2 separate regions of the Homo sapiens genome follow, and region 2 is linked to region 1. Evidence: chromatin loops called from intact Hi-C (ENCODE). Cell type or tissue: endothelial cell of umbilical vein. All regions are shown on one strand. Each heading gives the region's core, and the rest is flanking DNA. Links, peaks and the distances in the headings are about the cores only. Region 1 has its middle 30 kb from the start of LINC03050. Region 2 has its middle 10 kb from the start of LINC01800.

Region 1 (10,057 bases), core at 1,611-6,610:
TGAGTCCCTGCCTTCCCAGGATCTCCAGCCCAGTGGGGGCCAAACACACACCAACGAGCCCCAAAATGCCCAGCAAATGCCATAGTGAGAAGAGCCAGGGTGTGGAGAGTTTACAAGGAGAAGGCAGCCCACTGGGCTTGTGAGAGAGGCTAGGGAGGGGCTCACCAGGCACTGAGAGAGGGGAGCAATGGCAGGTACAGAAATCCAGAAAAGCCAAGAGAACAAGCCTGTTGTGACGTAAAAGCAAGTACACAGTGCCTACAAAGCATCCTTGCCCAAAAAAGAACTTAGATCTAATCAAATCTCTAGGTCAGAGTCTCTCAACCTCAGCAATACAGACATTTTGGGCCAGATAATTCTATGTTGCAAAGGAAAGAGTGCTCTCTTATATACTATAGGGGATTTAGCAGCATCCTTGGTCTCTATCCATTGGGTGCCAGGAGCACCCATCCAGTTGTAGCAACCAAAAATGTCTCCAGATATTGCCAAATATCCCTTCAGGAGCTAAATTGCCCCCAGTGGGAACCACTGCTATACTTGGGAAGTTTAATGTAGTGATGGGTTCAGGAGTGGCTGGATCAGGGCTCTGGCTCTGCATTTCTTTCATCAATTGCCTTCTCTCCTGTGTCAGCATCATCTCAAATCTAGCTTTGTTCAAGATACCAAGTGGTTGCTACAGCTCCAGACCTCACAGCTATGTATACTGACCAGACAAAGAGTTTCTTCTCCCACAGTCACTGAGCAAAGGCCTGACTTCGTACTAATTGTGCTAACCTAAACCTGTCCCCTTTCCTATCTCAATCACTGTTGTCAGGGGAAAGCTCCTTACTTCCTGGCTTGAGTTCACATTAAGTGTCTATCCCTGAATTAGTTCATTTACTTCTAACTCATATTAGTCCAGGCGTGGTGGCTCACGCCTATAATCCCAACACTTTGGGAGGCTGAGGTGGGTGGATCACCTGAGGTCAGGAGCTCGAGACCAGCTTGGCCAACATGGTAAAACCCCGTCTCTACTAAAATTACAAAAATTAGCTGGGCATTGTGGCAGGTGCCTGTAATCCCAGCTACTCGAGAGGCTAAGGTAGGAGAATCGCTTGAACCCAGGAGGCGGATGTTGCAGTGAGCCGAGATTGCACCACTGCACTCCAGCCTGGACATCAGAGTGAGACTCCATCTAAAAAAAAAAAAAAAAAAAAAAGACAAAAAATTGAATGCCTACTCTTATAGCCACCTATGTAACCTTACAGTAAATTCTCTTTTCTGTTTAACCTGCTTTAAGGAGGGCTCTGTTATTTTCAACCATTCAACTATTCAACCATTCAACTATTAAGACAAACCACATCTAGAGCATTTGGAGAGGGAACCGTGATGATGAGAGGAGCCCTGAAAGCAGTCCTAATGCAATCAGTACATTGAATAAGCAAGACACCTGATTATAGTGACCAAAACAGCTCATTTGCTCTATCTCTCAACCCTTTCATTTTTACTTACAAAGATATCAGCCTGTTCCTCAGAGGAAAATGTCATCAGTTTTTTTGTTTTTTTGTTTTTTTTTGCCCACTTCTAGGTCAGAGACAATTCTTACGTCACTGTAAATCCCAAACACAGTCTTGACTTCAAAATAAGGATGTCCTGTCAATATAATATTTGGCACACACTTTTTTTGTTTTGTTTTGTTTTTGTTTTTTTTGAGACGAAGTCTCACTCTGTCGCCCAAGCTGGCTGCTCCATGTCTTTCCTGTGGAAACCACTTTTTGAAATTCCCCCAGCGGTCTCAAGCCTGGAGTTAGAATGAGCACTTCCCACTCCTCCCTGAAAAGGGAAGTTGGGGGCCCAAGAGCACAGCAACAACTCTCTCCAAAGAAACCTCTTCACCAAGGCTTGTTCTTTTTCTTTCTCTCATCTCTGTTTTTAAGGATGTCCAAAAGTCAGGGAGCAGTTCCCCAGAGATTTCCCTTGAGAGTCTGCAAGTGAGGAATTGTTTTCCACACACTTTGCCAGGAAAAGTCCCATTCTAACACCTCTCACATTAGTATATAAAAAGACTTACTGCGGGAAAAAGTGTGCATCACAAATGAGCAAAGTCATGGAGTATCCGCAAGTCATGTGGGGAAGATGGACTCTCAGGGTTAAGAAAAGAATAGAAAGTTCAATACTCACTATGCACCATACGCAGAAAATTTAATCCCAGTTATTTTAGGCCATAAAATATAAAAAAGAAGTAGTTTTAAAACTAGAAATGTTGTAAGTGTGTATTTCACTGGTTTTGTAATAATATAGAACTTTCTAAGCCTCAAGACAATGGGGAGAAAAGCACAGAAGAAAAGCTAATAGTTTAACATTTCTTTTTAACTAGAACACTTAGTAGACATTGAGAACCTGCTGCTATATTGAAACTCAGAAAATCCTCTCCTAGGATCAGAGGCATAAAGATGCCAAGAAGTCAACCAAAGTTGTATGACAGACCAAGAAACGTCTGTTTCAGACATTTGGAATCCTATAAGATTCCATAAGTTACTTTCAATTGAACCAAATATAACATGTCCTAAACTTCACAGTGAGACTGCTGTTTCACATGACAGCCATATTCCAGATTAATGCAACCTGACAGCATGCTCTATTTTTCTTTTTCTTTTTCTTTTTCTTTTCTGAGACAGAGTTTTTAGCTCTTGTTGCCCAGGCTGGAGTGCAATGGCACGATCTCGGCTCACTACAACCTCTGCCTCCCGGGTTCAAGCGATTGTCCTGCCTCAGCCTCCTGAGTAGCTGGGATTATGGGCACCCACCACCACGCCCAACTAATTTTTGTATTTTTAGTAGAGACGGGGTTTAACCACATTGGCCAGGCTGGTCTCGAACTCCTGACCTCAGGTGATCCTCCCGCCCCGGCCTCCCAAAGTGCTGGGATTACAGGCGTGAGCCACCGGGCGCCTGGTCCCATGCTCTATTTTTCATTCATTCATTTCACAAAAGCTATTATGAGCCCAGACTGTGCAGCACTGTTCCAGGCTCTTGGCATCCAAAAGCTAACCAGACCGTGCTCCCTCCCTCATGTATTTTACCTTCTTTGGAGGCAGAGGGACAATAAATAAGTGCAGAAGTTAACAAACTTTTTCATATTGTGAGAAATGGCAACATAATATGAGCTCATATTTTTACAATCCAGAGTTGCTTTCATTAAGAATCTGTGCTTCTCAACCTTGGGTACACTTTGGACTAATGTAGAAAGCCCTTTTAAATACTGATGACTGGTTCCCATTCCCAGAGATTCTGGCATAATTGGCTAGGTAAAGCCTAGGCATTGGCCTTTTTTTTTTTTTTTTTTTTTTTTTTTTTTTTTTTTTTTTTGAGACAGCGTCTCCCTCTGTCACCCAGGCTGGAGTGCAGTGGCGCGATCCTGGCTCACTGCAACCTCCGCCTCCCTGGTTCAAGTGATTCTCCTGCCTCAGCCTCCCGAGCAGCTGGGATTACAGGCGCACGCCCGGCTAATTTTCTTTTTGTTTTTTGTTTGTTTTTTTTTAGTAGAGATGGGGTTTCACTGTGTTGCCCAGGCTAGTCTCGATCTCCTGAGCTCAGGCAATCCATCCGCCTCGGCCTCCCAAAGTGCTAGGATTACAGGCTTGAGCCACCGCGCAAGGCCTTTTGTTTTTTGTTTTGTTTTGTTTTTCCCATCCCCTCAAGTGATTCTAATGTACGGCCAGAAGAGAACTGAAAAGGGTATATAAAAGAAACTACCACTAGATGTCACTGTCCCCAAAGGTTTGAAGAGAAACAGTCCTCAAGTAGTCAATGGCTAAGTTCCCGCTAGATAAACAGACTTGATTTTGCCATATTTTGGATCCAAGCAAATGTCCAATACAAATATATATATATGTTCCTCAATTTATCTTTGGCCTGAATGAAGCAAGTCATACAAAACCCAAATGTGGCCGGGCGTGGTGGCTCACGCCTGTAATCCCAGCACTTTGGGAGGCCGAGGCGGGCGGATCACGAGGTCAGAAGATCCAGACCATCCTGGCTAACACGGTGAAACCCCGTCTCTACTAAAAATACAAAAAATTAGCCGGGCGTGGTGGCGGACGCGTGTAGTCCCAGCTACTCGGGAGGCTGAGGCAGGAGAATGGCATGAACCCGGGAGGCGGAGCTTGCAGTGAGCCAAGATCGCGCCACTGCACTCCAGCCTGGGCGACAGAGCAAGACTCCATCTCAAAAAGAAAAAAAAAAAAAAACCAAATGTATTAGTTTGCTGGGGCTGCCATAACAAACTTGGGGGCTTAACAGAAGCCCAAAGTGTTTTGTTGGAGAGTTATTTTCTCTTGAGGCCTCTCTTCTTGGTTTGCAAATGGCCATCTTTTTCTTTTCTCTTTTTTTTTTTTTTTTTTTTTTTTGAGACAGTGTCTTCTCTGTTGCCCAGACTGGAGTGCAGTGGCTGGATCTCAGCTCACTGCAACCTCCACCTCCTGGATTCAAGCAATTCTCCTACCTCAGCCTCCCGAGTAGCTGAGATTACAGGTGCACGCCACCATGCCTGGCTAATTTTTTGTATTGTTTTGTAGAGACAGGGTTTCACCACATTGCACAGGCTGGTCTTGAACTCCTGGGCTCAAGCAATCCTCTCACCTCGGCCTCTCAAAGTGCTGGGATTTCAGGTGTAAGCCACCATGCCCAGTCTTGCAGATAGCCACCTTTCCACTGTGTCCTCACATGGCTGTCCTTCAGCCCGTGTTGGCTGGGTCCTAATCCCCACTTCTTATAAAGATACCAGTAATACTGAATTAGGGCCCACCCTAAAGACTGTTTTAACTTAATGACTTCTTTAAAGGCCCTATCTCCAAATACAATCTACAGTCACATTCTGAAGTTCTGGGCCATTAAGGGCTTCAACATATGAATTTGCGGGGCGGGGCTGGGGGGAGGGCAGATACATTTTTCAAGAAATCACCAAGAAATCAAAAGCAAAACCAATCTACTTGATGAGTGGCAAATGAGTAGTTTCCCAGCCATCCACAATTCTAAAGATCTCTCACATAATAACTATGGAGCAAATTGGTTGCTTTAAAAAACAAAAAAGACTTTTAAAAATTATTTTTATTCTTTATTTCTTTAGTTTTTTTTAGCCAGGACATGTTCTTATATGAATTTTTTTTTTTTGCAAAAATCGTACTTCTTGGCCAGGCACGGTGCCTCACACCTGTAATCCTAGCACTTTGGGAGGCCAAGGCAGGCGGATCACCTGAGGTCAGGAGTTCGAGACCAGCCTGACCAACATGAAGAAACCTCGTCTCTATTAAAAATACAAAAATTAGCCGGGCGTGGTGGCGGGTGCCTGTAATCCTAGCTACTCAGGAGGCTGAGACAGGACAATCGCTTGAACCCAGGAGGCAGAGGTTGCAGTGAGCCAAGATCGCACCACTTTGCACACCAGCCTGGGTAAGAGAGTGAGACTCTGTCTCCAAAAAAAAAAAAAAAAAAAAAAAAGGCCTAATCCAAATAGGAAAAGAGGAAGAAAAACTCTCTCTCTTTGCAGACAATATGATTTTTTTCTTTTCTTTTCTTTTCTTTGCTTTTTTTAAGAGACAGAGTTTTACTTTTGTTGCCCAGGCTGTGCAATGGTGTGATCTCGGCTCACCGCAACCTCCGCCTCCCGGGTTCAAGCAATTCTCCTGCCTCGGCCTCCCAAGTAGCTGGGATTATAGGTGAGCACCGCCACGCCCGGCTAATATTTTTCTATTTTTAGTAGAGATGGAGTTTCACCATGTTGGCCAGGCTGGTCTTGAACTGCTAACCTTAGGTGATCCACCTGCCTCAGCCTTCCAAAGTGCTGGGATTACAGGCATGAGCCACTGCACCTGGCCCAGACAATTCGATTCTATACCTTGAAAACCCCATAGTCTCTGCCCAAAGGTTCATTGATCTGATAAACAATTTCAGCAAAGTTTCAGGATACAAAATTAATGTACAAAAATCAGTAGCACTTCTATACACCAATAGCATCCAAGCTGAGAGCCAAATCAAGACTGCAATCCCATTCACAATAGCCACACACAAAAATAAGGTACCTAGGAATATAGCTAACCAGAGAGGTGAGAGATCTCTACAGGGAGAATTATAAAACACTGCTGAAAAAACTCAGAGATAACACAAACAAATGGAAAAACATTCCATGTTCATGAATAGGAAGAATCAATATTGTTAAAATAGACATACTGTCCAAAGCTATCTACAGATTCAATGATATTCCTATCAAACTACCAATGACATTTTTCACAGAATTAGAAAAAGAAACATTCTAAAATTCATTTGGAACCAAAAAAGGGCCTGAATAGCCAAAACAATCCCAAGCAAAATGAACATAGCTGGAGGCATCACACTACCCAACTTTAAACTATGCTATAAGGATACAGTAACCAAAACCACATGGTACTGATACAAAAACACACATAGACCAATGGAACAGTTAGAGAACACAGAAATAAAGCCACACATCTACAACTATCTGATCTTTGACAAAACTGACAAAAACAAGGAACAGGAAAAGGTCTCTCTATTCGATAAATAGTGCTGGGATAACTGGCTAGCCATATGCAGAAGATTGAAACTGGACCCTTTCCTTACACCATGTACAAAAATCAACTCAAGATGGATTAAAGACTTAAATGTAAAACTTAAAACTATAAAAACCCAGGAAGAAAATCTAGGAAATAACATTCTGGACATTGACCCAGGCAAAGACTTCATTATGAAGCCTCCAAAAACAGTAACAAAAAAAAAAAAAAATTGACAAGTGGGACCTAATTAAACTAAACAGTCTCTGAAAAGCAAAAGAAACTATCAGCCGGGCGCAGTGGCTCACGCCTATAATCCCACCACTTTGGGAAGCCGAGGCGGGCGGATCACAGGGTCAGGAGTTCAAGACCAGCCTGACCAACATTGTGAAACCCCATCTCTACTAAAAATACAAAAATTGGCCAGGCATGGGGTGCCTGCCTGTAATCCCAGCTACTCAGGAAGCTGAGGCAAGAGAATTGCTCGAACCCGGGAGGCGAAGGTTGCAGTGAGCAGAGACCGCACCACTGCACTCCAGCCTGGGCAACAGAGCGAGACTCCGTCTCAACAGGAGAGAGTGAAAGAGAGAGAGAGAGAAAAGAAAGGAAAAAAGAAAGAAAAGAAAAGAGGGAAGGAAGGAAGGAAGGAAAGGAAGGAAGGAAGAAAGAAAGAAAAGAAAAGAAAAGAAAGAAGAAAGAGAAAGAAAGGAAGGAAGAAAGAAAGAGGAAAAGAAAAGAATAGAATGAATCACTGGGCACAATGGCTCATGCCTGTAATCCCAGCACTTTGGGAGGCCGAGGAGGGTGGATCACCTGAGGTCAGGAGTTTGAGACTAGCCTGGCCAACATGGTGTAACCCTGTCTCTACTAAAAATACAAAAATTAGCCAGGCATGGTGACAGGTGCCTGTAATCCCAGCTACTCAGGAGGCTGAGGCAGGAGAATCGCTTGAACCCGGGAGGTGGAGGTTGCAGTGAGCAGATATCGCACCATTTCACTCCAGCCTGGGTGAAAGAGCAAAACTCTGTCTCAAAAAAATAAACAAATAAACTGTCAACAGAGTAAACAGACAACCTACAGAATGGGAGAAATATTTGCAAACTATACATTTGACAAAGGTCTAATATCAAGAATCTATAAGGAACTCAAATAAACAGGCGAAAATCAACCCCATTAAAAAATGGACATGAACAGATACTTCTCATAAAAAGACACTCACGCAGCCAACAAGCATATAAGAAAAAATGCTCAATATCACTAATCATGAGAGAAACGCAAATCAAAACCACAACGAGATACTATCTCACACCAGTTGAATGGCTATTAGTAAAAAGTCAAAAAATAACAGATGCTGGCAAGGTTGTAGAGAAAAAGGAATGCTTATACACTGCTGGTGGGAATGTAAATTAGTTCAGCCACTGTGAAAAGCAGTCTGGAGATTTCTCAAAGAACTTAAAATAGAACTATCATTTGATCCAGCAATCTCATTACTGGGTATATACCCAAAGGAATATAAATGGTTCTACCATAAAGACACAAGTACATGTATGTTCATTACAGCACTATTCACAACAGCAAAGACATGAAATCAACATAAATGCCCATCAATGGTAGGCTGGATTAAAAGAATGTGGTACATACACACCATGGAATGCTATACAGGTATTTTTTTAAAAATGAGATCATGGCCTTTGCAGCACATGGGTGGAGCTGCAGGCCATTATCCTAAGCAAATTAACACAGGAACAGAAAACCAAATGCCACATGTTCTCACATACAAGTGGGAGCTAAACATCAAGTACACATGGACTCAAAGAAAGGAGCAATAAGGCCAGGCACAGTGGCTCATGCCTGTAATCCCAGCACTTTGGGAGGCCGAGGCAGGCAGATCACCTGAGGTCGGAAGTTCGAGACCAGCCTGACCAACATGGAGAAACCCCATCTCCACTAAAAATACAAAATTGGCCAGGCGTGGTGGCACATGCCTGTAATCCCAGCTACTCGGGAGGCTGAGGCAGGAGAATCACTTGAACCCGGGAGGCAGAGGTTGTGGTGAGCCAAGATCGCACCATTGCACTCTTCAGCCTGGGAAACGAGTGAAACTCTGTCTCAAAAAAAAAAAAAAGGGAGCAATAGACACAGGGGCCTATTTGAGGGTGGAGGGTGGAAGGATGGTGAGGATTGAAGAACTACCTATCAAGTACTATACTGATTACCTGGGTGACAAAATTATCTGTGACCACGTAACTTACCCATGTAACAAACCCATGCATGTAACCCTTGAGTCTAAAATAAAAGCTGGAAAAAAAGAGAGAGAGAAAAGGCCTATAATAATTTTATGTACTTATGTATTTTTTAAGATAAAAGTTACACAGGTACGCAATCAAAATTTTAAGCCATAGTGGAGGCTATAAATGAAAAGGAAAACCTTTCTTATCTCCATTCCCACTCCCAACCCCCAAACTCTTCATTCTAAGACAAAACATATTGCACTAGGACTATCCCAGAGTTCTGTAGAATATTGGATGACTCCATAGGAGTTATCCCCATATCCTAGGAACATGTCACCATGTGAGAGCTGTGGGCTGAAGAATCGTGACCTGGGGGTTGCCGAAAGTCCCCACCTACAACCAAAAGAAAGAAAAAAATGCCCATCAGGGTGTCTGCAAATCCCACCCCCAAAGCCACTCTTTAAGAGCCTTCTGGAGTCTCCCTCTCTCTTTGAGATGGAGTCTCCTCTGTCGCCCAGGCTGGAGTGCAGTGGGGCGACCTTGGCTCACTGCAAGCTCCACCTCCCGGGTTCACACCATTCTCCTGCCTCAGCTTCCCGAGTAGCTGGGACTACAGGCACCCGCCACCACTCCCGGCTAATTTTTTTTTTTTGTATTTTTACTAGAGATGGGGTTTCACTGTGTTAGCCAGGATGGTCTCGATCTCCTGACCTCGTGATCCGCCCACCTCGGCCTTCCAAAGTGCTGGGATTACAGGCGTGAGCCACCGCGCCCGGCCGAGGCTCCCTCTCTCTGTAGGGTTAAGTTATGATGTTGCCTGGGAAGCATGACTCACAGTCAACAGGCTATCACACATTCGTGCTCGTGGAACCCCACCTACAAGGAGCCTCTAGAACTGCGCTCTCTAATAGCCACTAGACACATATGGCTATTCAAATCTAAATTAGTTAACATTTAAAATTCAGCTAAACCATGAAGTCTAGCACCCCCTTTCCTGCACCCCCCTCACTATTCCTGGGCAACCACCGACCCTATGTACATGGGGTTGACCCCAGCTGTCCAGAGGCACAGATGGAAAGAAACTGGAAGGTACCACAGTGCCTAGCTAGAGTCAACTCAGCCCCCAGGACTCTCCTTTAAAATCTTTCTGCCGCGTCTCAACTGGCATTTTTGTTGAAGATGAACCACTTAGGACCTCACCAGGAGTCCAGAGTGGTGTGAGTACAACCAAGCAAGCCGAGCGAGAAAGGAGCCCCTGTGAGGAAGAGCTCCCACCCACCA
Region 2 (10,057 bases), core at 2,332-7,331, 700 kb after region 1:
AAGAACGTGCTGCCGTAGCGTCTTCTGCACCCGGGCTGGGTTCTCAGCCTGCTAATTGTTTTCTTTCTGAAAATGGACTAGCCACCACAAGACTTGAAAGCAGGGACTCGAACCGCTATTTGTACATTGATAGTCACAGCAGCACTATTCACAGCAGCCTTTTGGTGAAGCCTTTTGATTCACCTTTTGGTGAAAACAACCCAAATGTCCATCTACGGAGGACTGGATAAACAAACTGTGTTGTACACATATGATGAAATATTATTCAGCCTTGAAAAGGAAGAAAGGAATGAAATTCTAACACGTGTTAAATAAAATTGATAGGCCATTTTTTTGGGCTAAGCTTCTGCACTAGGTCCCAGTAAGACCAGAGTTAAAGTCAAAATGGAGTCACCCATGCTAAAGTTTCACATCACTAAACCTAAATTATTATCTATAGTTCTGAGAAATCAGGAGAGAGAGATAACAGCCAATTTCCCAAACAGGCCAGCTTCAATCTTCAATAGACAGGATAATGAAGTTCCCTCTGCCTTAATCCTTGCACACAAAAGGTAGCCTGGCATAACCTGAGGTTCACTGATCAGTGATTTTTCTATTTTTTCGATCTCCTTGTCTGTGCCTTACAAGGAAAGTAGCTTTAAGTGACTAATACACTTGGCTCTTTGCTTCCACTCCCGCTAGTTCTTTTCTGTCTGTAAGGCCAACCTCTCTGCTCAGCTCATCGGAACATGTATTTTTTTTTTTTTTTTTTTTTTTTTTTGAGACAGAGTCTCGCTCTGTCACCCAGGCTGGAGTGCAATGGCTCTATCTCAACTCACTGCAACCTCCACCTCCCAGGTTCAAGCGATTCTCATGTCTCACCTCCCAAGTAGCTGGGATTACAGGCCCATGCCACCAGGCCCAGCTAATTTTTGTATTTTTTGTAGAGACAGGTTTTCATCATGTTGGCCAGGCTGGTCTCAAACTCCTGACCTGAAGTGATCCACCCGCCTCAGCCTCCCAAAGTGCTGGGATTACAGGTGTGAGCCACTGCGCCCGGCCCAAAACATGTATTCTGTTTTATGGAATGAAGTATTGCCCAATTTTAGAATCACAAATAAAGTCAGTTAAGATCCTTAAACTGGATTCGTTGTAATTTTGTGTTTTGACATATGTTACAACATGGACAAACCTTGAACATATTATAATAAGTGAAATAGGCCAGACACAAAAGGACAAATATTGGATGATTCCACTTACATGAGCTACCTAAAGCAGCCAAATTCATAGAGACAGAAAGTAGAACGGTGGTTGCCAGGGTTGGGATGGCAATGGGAGGCAGAGCGAGGAGTTATGCACCCAGTTTCAGAGTGTGGGATGGTTAAAAAGTCCTAGCCATGGCGTGGTGGCTCACGCCTGTAATCCCAGTACTTTGGAAGGCCGAGGTGGGTAGATTGCTTGAGGTCAGGAGATTGAGACCAGCCTGGCTAACATGGTGAAACTCTGTCTCTACTAAATATACAAAAATTAGCCAGATGTGGTGGCATGTGCCTGTAGTCCCAGCTACTCGAGAGGGTGAGGCAGGAGAATTGCTTGAACCTGGGAGGCAGGAAGCTGCAGTGAGCCGAGATCATGCCACTGCACTCCAGCCTGGGCAATAGAGTGAGACTCTGCCTCAAAAAAAAAAAAAAATTCTAGTGCTGGAAGATATTGATGGTTGCACAATGGGAATGAACTTACTGCCACTGAATTGCATCGCTGGGAAATGGTTAAATGGTAGATTTTATGTTATGTATATTTATCACACAGAAAAAAATAGATCAGCCAGATGTGGTGTAGCCCCAGCTACTTGCGAGGCTGAGGCAGGAGGATCGGTTGACCCCAGGAGTTTGAGGTTATGGTGAGCTATGGTCGTGCAGCCTGGGAACAGATCGAGACCCCAATTCTAAAAAAAAAACCTTATGAACAGTAGAGGGGCAACAGGCGAGTCTCAAAGAATAACTATTATTGATTGATTCACCGATCTGGATTAAAGACATTTTTAGTGAAATACTTTCATTAGATCTTGCGATGATGATAATGCTCGTTCCCAGGCCTCCCAACGCACGGAGTCCCAAGGCAGCGTGTGTGAGAGTGAGCTCCTCTCAGTCCCTGCACAGACTAATCCTCAGTAACAACCAGTCCCTCTGAATCATGGCAGGCTCTTTGTGAGATGGGCGTTTCCTCCTTCTGTTCTCTGCAAGGAGGAGGCTGGGGAGTGGCAGGAGGGAGAGAGAGGAGGTGGAGATGGGAATTTCCTCTGGCCAGGCAGGAAAATACTGTGAGGAAACCAAACTGTTCCCATTCATGGAAAATGTCCTTTCCTCCCCACTTCATGTTGCCAGAGGGTTGTTGGAGCAGCTGTCACCAGTTGGGTGTGACTCATTAGTTTATCATCTCTCCCCACCCCTATTCCCAACCCCCTCCCTCCAAACCCACCCACCCTGAAAATGCCTGAGCACAGTCTACTATTTTAAGAACTGAATTCCCTGTCGGCATGGCAACTTCAAGGCTGTACCTCTTGTTAGTGACTGCCTGGATGGAAGAAAAGCCACCTTTCACCAGGGCTCCAGCCAGCCTACAGCCGAGGTTAGACCCAGCCACAGGGTGTCTGTCAACCTATTCTTTTTTGTGTGTCTGCTTGTTTTACAACCCTTCAAAAATGTAAAAACCTTTGGGTAAGAACAATCCTAATGACACTCATCAGATCCCAGAAAAGGTGTTGGTTGATATGGACAGCAGGACAGTGGCCAACTCCCCCGTGGAAAAAAATAAAATTACATTAAACATTTGAAAAAATATGTATAATGATAGAACCATTTTTAGCTTGCTGGTCAAACAAAACAGGTCAGGACCGTAGTTTTGGGTTTTGGGGTTTGGGTTTTTGATTGGTTTGTTTTTTTAGAATTTAAAGAGAGTGACAATATGCCTTCATGTTAATTATTTAGCAAACAGCAATACAAAATCTGAATTTTAATTCCTCCATTTTTGATTAATGTGTTTATCTTACAAAGTAAATGCACAATAGCAAAATCATATCTTTAACGTTATTCAAGGGCCATCTTTTAAATCTGTGGAAGAAGTCTGATTAAACCGTTCCCAAGAACCATAGTTTACCCAACCCCTGCTGCAAGACAAAAGCAACAGGTGTCAACACTGTATTTCTCACTGTGGACATTTGAAAGGTTGTGAGGAAGAGGAGGCTGCTAGGGGAGAAGATGGGAAAGGGATTGTGGAAGAAGGACAATATGATTGATTTTTAAAATTTCCCTCCAAATCTACACATTTTTATTATACTTTAAAGATTGATTTAGATTCTTCAAGTACTCCAAAATTAAAGTCTTCAGCTATGCCACCTTCCCGTACCCCAGATAATGATTGAGGCTCACAATCTACGATTTCCACTTGTAGAAAATGACATTTACTGCATAACCTCTTCTCTTTCTCTCTTTTTTTTTTTTTTGCAAAGGCCAGATTTCCTTCAGACATGTTGAAGAAAGGATGTATTTTTAATGTTTCCCTTTTCTGTTTGTTCTCTGAATTTTTTATTTTTATTTATTTTTTGTCACAATCAAGATAATTTTCAAATAAAAATTTTTAAGCATATTTTAAGCATATGCAAAAGTAGAAAGACTAATGAAATAACCCCTCATGTACCTGATACTCCTAATTTATATTTAAAGGGCTTTTCTGTGTAAATTAAAGAAATGGTTCTACTTGCTTAAAACATGGATTCAAAGGGAAGAAAGGCTGAGCACACGTGTAATCCCAGTTACTTGGGAGGTTGAAACAGGAAGATTGCTTGAGCATAGTAGGACTCCATCTCTATTTAAAAGAAGAAAAGAAAGAAAGAAAGAAAGAAAAAGAAAGAAAGGAGGGAGGGAGAGAGGGAGGGAGGGAGGAAGGGAGGAAGGAAGGGAACAATACCTCTGCAAATGGCATTTGTACAGAATCCAGTTCTAGGTCATGCCTGAAGTGCTGGGTGCAGGTGAAGGTGGGAGGAACATCTGTAGGTAAGAAAGGGGGACCACTCTTTGATGGTTACCATGGAGACCACTAGGCTAAGATGGTTGAGGTCATTTATGGGGCAGTCAGGTTACTGCTAATGGACTCTGGGTCAGAACTGTAGGATAAACCTCACTGTCTCTGAAATTCCCTCACCTGCTTCCAATAGTATTATCAATTTGAGGATATTCTCATTCTGAATTTCTAGGGTTTGATTAAAATAGAGACAACAAACAAGCAAAACGAACAAGCAAAACAAACAAAGTGTTAATCTGCATACTCACTTTGAGGAGTTCTGGGATTTCTGGGATTTTATAGTTGACTACTTGAGTCCTGTTTACAACAGTAGGGCCCCTAAATCCCCAGAAGAAAGTCCTAGGAGGACTCATGCAGGTCTTGGGGTATTGATCCTTATGTGAGGATGCTGAAAGTATAGCCAGTGACATGCAGTCCAGAAGAGCAGGGAATCTAGCTAAGCCAACAAGATTTGGAGAGTTGGGACTCGCTTTACCCCTCCTGAAGGAACTTGATCCCAGTGTAGAATATCCATCAATTGCCAATGTCCAGGGTTACTTTATACAACAGATCATTTGCTATAGGGCAGATCAGTAAGAAGTGTAACTTTGGCATGGCACTGCCTGGACTCAGGTTCAATCTACAACATATATTATTTCTACTGTGATGTACTCTCTTTAAAAAAAAAATTGTTTTTAAAGAGATGGGGTCTTGCTATGTTGCCCAGGCCGGTCTCAAACTTCTGGGCTCTAGCAGTTCTCCCGCCTCGGCCTCCCAAAATGCTGGGATTACAGGCCTGAGCCAATGTGCCCAGACTGATATACTGTCTCTATCACCTACAAATATGGTTGGCCAGGGGAAGGATGTCTAGTACTCTCAAAGGGCAGGTACACAGGCAGAAGCAGGCTGGGATTAGTCATCAAGGGATAAACATGAGCAGAGGGGACAGGCAGAAGGCCACCCGGGACCTAGACTGCTCCTCACGGTGATGGGGTCCAGGCCTGAGGTCCTTAGTGAGCATTCTGACGCTCCGGAGGAAGAAGACTGCACCGGCGAGGGGCGGCCACCAGGGGGTGCGCAGGGGCCGGAATTTCGGGAACCTAGGGCTGCGGCGGGAGAGAGGCAGGGGTGGCCTGGCAATGACAGGTATGTTATGGGCGGCTGCTGACCTGTCGCTAGCTCCTACATAACCAGCAGTTCCTTAAGGGCAGTTATTGTGTTTTAGTCGCATTGCTTTCCCAACTGCCCATGAGCCTCGTTCTGAGGTTTGCTCTTTCAAGAGTCAAATGGATACGTTTTCACTCTGGGAGGAGGGGAAATGAGGCAGCGCTGCTCAGACTTCTTGGTCTCGGGGCACCTTTATACTCTTAAACGTTACTGAGGACCTCGAAGAGCTTTTAGTTTGTTTATGTGGGTTGTACCTCTCAATAGTTACCAGTTTGTAGATTAAAACTGAACCGGCCTGGCCAACATGGGGAAACCCCATCTCTACTAAAAATTTTAAAAATTAGCCGCCCTGTGGTCCCAGCTACTACTCGGGAGGCCGAGGCAGGAAAATGGCTTGAATCTGGGAGGCAGAGGTTGCACAGAGCCAAAATCGCGCCACTGCACTCCAGCCTGGGTGACAGAGCGAGACTCTCTGTCTCTCAAAACAAAACTGGCCAGGCGCGGTGGCTCAAGCCTGTAATCCCAGCACTTTGGGAGGCCGAGGCGGGCAGATCAGGAGTTTGAGACCAACCTGGCCAATATGGTGAAAACCCGTCTCTACTAAAAATATAAAAATTAGCCAGGTGTAGTGTCGCATGCCTGTAGTCCCAGCTACTTGCGTGGCTGAGGCAGAAGAATCACTTGAACTTGGGAGGCGGAGGTTGCAGTGAGCCGGGATCGGGCCACTGCACTCCAGCCTGGGCAACAGAGCAAGACTCCGTCTCAAAAATAAATAAATAAAATAAAATAAAATAAACTGAAGCAGTCACGGTGGCCCATGCCTACAATCTCAGCTACTTGGGAGGCTGAGACAGGAGGATGCTTGAGCCCGGGAGTTCGAGGTCAGCCTGGGTAACACAGCACAGACCCCTGTCTCAAAAAAAAAAAAAAAAAAAGAAACGTTTAAAAAGTGTAAAATAAAATAGAAACCGACGGCCGGGTGTGTTGGTTCATGCCTATCATCCCAGCACTTTGGGAGGCCAAGGTGGGTGGATCACCTGAGGTCAGGAGTTAGAGACCAGCCTGGCCAACATGGCAAAACCCCATCTCTACTAAAAATACAACATTTAGTCGGGTGTGGTGGCACATGCCTGTAGTCCCAGCTATTGGGGAGGCTGAGGCAAGAGAATCGCTTGAACCTGGGAGGCGGAGGTTGCAGTGAGTCAAGACTGGGCCATTGCACTCCAGCCTGGGCGACAGAGCGAGACTCCGTCTCAAGAAAAACAACCAAAAAAACAAAATGGAGAATTTAAAAAATTTATTTATTTATTACAATAATCAACCTGCTACATGTTAACATAACATTTCTCATTTAGAAAAATACCTATATTTTCCAAAACAAAAAGAAGTTTGGCCCTCTTTTATATTTCTGCAATTTTAAAAAGTGTCTAGCTTAATAAAAGACAGATGGAGTCTCATATCTGCTTTTGCATTCAGTCTGCTGTGATATCAGACTGAGTTTCCCCAAAGCACGCAGCTTTGTACACTCAAGAGAGAACAGGGTGAAATGGGCAAATAACATCTCATATGAAAGTAGTTTTGACCCTGCAGACCCCCTGCCCATTTTGATATTAAGTAGAGTCTAAATGCCATATAGTGTTATTTTGGGATGAGGATCGAATTGCTTTTTGTAAAAGGAAGGTTGCCTTTGGTGAGGGCTGAGGGCTGAGCACCAGTTTACCTGAAGTTCACCCATAGGCAAAGATGTGATGTCCACAGCCAGGGATGCTAGAAAGCAGGGCCTCCGCTGGTGTAGACACACACGTGCTTCATGTCTATTCCCCGTCTGTGAGCAGTAGGGCTCTATTGCAGTTAACTTGTCACTGCTTGCTGTCCTAAACTGCAGCTGATAGAGGAATGGCCAGAGGCGTAGGAAAAGGTTGACTTGCTGGGAGGAGAATCTTGTTTTTCTGATTCAGGTACTCTGCTGACTTTGAAACCATAGGGTTCTTATCAATCCAAAAGTATTTCAAGACAGGCTGGGCACGGTGGCTCACGCCTGTAATCCCAGCACTTTGGGAGGTCGACGAGGGAGGATCGCTTGAGCCCAGGAGTTCAAGGGAGGATCACTTGAGCCCAGAAGTTCGAGACCAGCCTGGGCAACATAGTGAAACCCCATCTCTTACCGAAAAAATGAAAAACAATTAAACTAGTATGGTGGCATGCATGTATAGTCCCTGCTACTTGGGAGGCTGAGGTGGGAGGACCACTTGAGCCCAAGAGTTCAAGGCTGCAGTAAGCCGTGATCACGCCACTGCACTCCAGCCTGGGTGACAGAGCAAGAGCCCATCTCAAAAAAAAAAAAATTATTTTTTTCAGAACAATGGCCCCAACATCTCTGTACCCCTAGGCCTGCCCTGGTGGGGTTGGGAGGGCTGTGCAGAATGTCCCATCTGAAGGCAATGTGGGAGCATTGAGTAACAGATCATGCAAATTTCTTCCCAGTTATTTTCCTCCCAGGGTACCAAACCGAAGGGATGATTGTAATCACCTGAGGAACTTCCTAAGTATACTGATTCCTGGTCCCACCTCAGATCAACCAGGAGGGTAGCCTGGTTTTTAATGTTTCCAGCAATTCTGGTACCACCAGGCTTGGGAGCCACTGGCCTTCTCTAACCCTGTCTACAAACTCAACAAAGGCCCTCCATCCTTAGGGCCTTGAAATCACCTGGAGCATATATTTAAAATTTTGAATTCCAGCCTGTATGGTGTGCATACCTGTAGTCCCAGTTACTTGAGAGGCTGAAATAGGAGGAATGCTTGAGCACAAGTGTTCAAGTATAGCCTTGTCAACATAGCAAGACCCCCATTTCTAAAAAATAAAGTAAAATGTGAATTTCTCAGGCCCAATCCTTAGAGGCCCAATATCTAGATTGGGTAGATCTGGGATAGCCTCAGGAACAAGTTTTTAACCAATAGCCCAGTTAATTCTACTGTAAGGGGACTAGGACCACAGTTTGCCTCCAGGGTTACTGCAGTCTGTGTGTCACACTCCATGTGTCACAGTCTGGGTGCCACAGTCCTTGTGTTGCCCATGAGTGACACTTGGCTGGGCGCGGAGGCTCACACCTGTAATCCCAGCACTTTGGGAGGCTGAGGTGGGAGGATTGCTTGAGCTCATGAGTTCGAGAGCAGCCTGAGCAACACGGCAAGATGCCCATCTCTATAAAAAATTTAAAAATTCACCCAGCGTGGTGGTGCATGTCTATAGTCCCAGCTACTTGGGAGACTGAGGTAGGAGAATCGCTTGACACTGGGAGGCGGAGGCTGCAGTGAGCCATGATTGCACCACTGCACTCCAGCCTGGGTGACAGAGGGAGACCTTGTATCAAAAAAATTTACCAAAGAGTTACACTCCACGTGTCGCCGTGTGTGTGTGTCACAGTCCATGGTGTGTCACAGTCCCTGTGTCATGGTGTGTCACAGTCCCTATGTCATGGTGTATGTGTCACAGTCCGTGGTATGTCACAATCCCTGTGTTGTGGTGTGTGTGTCACAGTCCATGGTGTGCCACAGTTCCTGTGTTGCGGTGCATGTGTCATAGTCTGTGGTGTGTCATGGTCCCTGTGTCACACTGCGTGTGTTGCCATGTGTGTGTCACAGTCCAGTGTGTTACTCTGTGTTGCAGTCCATGTGTTACAAAGTGACTTTAGGGCCCCACTCAGAATCAGCATAATCTTAGCCTTCTCTCCTTTATCCCCTGAGCAACCAGATGCCCTCCTGGGAGTCAAAATTTAAATCCAGGAGTTCCAAGTCCCCTCTGATGAAGGTGACAGCCTTCTTCCCCAGTCCCAGGACTGTGTACTCCAAGAAGATCCCTTTATTCTCAAATCCCGCCTGGGCCCCAGCCTGAGCGCTGGTCATGCCACTGTGGCCCGCATTCACCCACTTGCCTTCTCCCCACTTTTCTACCATCCTTCTGATTTGGTCTTGGGGGTATGTGCTTGTGGACAGATACACATCCATCTTTCAAAAGAGCTCAGCTAAATGTGCACCAGGAAAAAAAAAAAAAGTGGACTTAGGAGCTCACTCAGATTTCCTTACACAGAGCCCCGCCCCACCTTCTCCCCCTGATTTCATAGAGGATATTTTAGTCTCATCTTCCCACAAGGAGCCGCTCTTTGCTCTCCACCTCCACCGCCCACCTCCAGCCATTGGTTTGGATGGCCACCAGCCTGGGCGGCTCACAGAGTTTCCTACCAGGACTCCTAGAGCCCTGGCTCCCTGGGAAACAGCCCCTGAGATCCGCATGCAGCCCGCAGCCCTCACCCTCTGCTGCTGCCTCAGCTTTCACCATCACGTGTGCCCTGCAGGACCCACGTACGAAGGGGGTGAGTGGTAACTCATTTCATGAATTGCGTTAAGCATCAAATCATGATGTGTGTGTGTTTTCTTTTTACACTTGTGTCTATGCACACACACACACTCTCTCACACACTCACTCGGGATGAAGTTGGGTTTGTCTGTTTCTTTAAATCCCTGCTCAGCTCCATTATCTGTGGTCTGAACTGCATGGGGACCATCAGCAGAATCTGGGGTTCTCTGATGTCAGTTTTGGAAGACTTGATTCAGGGAGAGACCTGGTGAAAATGATGAAGCACACCCATCAGGGCTATCTCCCAGCTCCCATGCTAATTACAGCCGAATCTCTGGGGGTGGCCCTGGCTCCCCAGGGCTGCAGTGTCAGCAAGGCTGAAGAGCACGGCCCCACTCTCAGTCCTCAGGTGCAGCTTCCCTTCCTCCTTCCCTCATTTCCGTGGGTTTTCTTGGTTTGGAGACCATCCAGAAGAAGCGGGTCTAACCCAAGGAAAAG

Evidence for each region. Hi-C counts contacts between places; a loop is a spot of excess contacts. Peaks named below come from ENCODE experiments on the same cell type or tissue, not always from the same donor. Only the 100,000 strongest peaks of a DNase experiment are listed, where the experiment ranks them.
Region 2: a loop joins it to region 1, with 20 times the contacts of the local background. A loop is called at or near these places in 4 of 110 quality-filtered maps.

What each region holds. Positions count from the first base shown.
Region 1 is chr2:65,567,004-65,577,060 of GRCh38, reverse strand. No RefSeq gene overlaps it. Among named protein-coding and RNA genes, the nearest start is that of LINC03050, 30 kb to the left of the region's middle. RefSeq lists enhancers at 1-212, 1-631. In endothelial cell of umbilical vein, for the core only: a CTCF peak has its summit at 3,738 (motif pointing right); DNase peaks (open chromatin) are centred at 1,780 and 3,740; H3K27ac peaks cover 582 bases.
Region 2 is chr2:64,868,677-64,878,733 of GRCh38, reverse strand. No RefSeq gene overlaps it. Among named protein-coding and RNA genes, the nearest start is that of LINC01800, 10 kb to the right of the region's middle. RefSeq lists a silencer at 2,495-2,701. In endothelial cell of umbilical vein, for the core only: a CTCF peak has its summit at 5,106 (motif pointing right); a DNase peak (open chromatin) is centred at 5,103.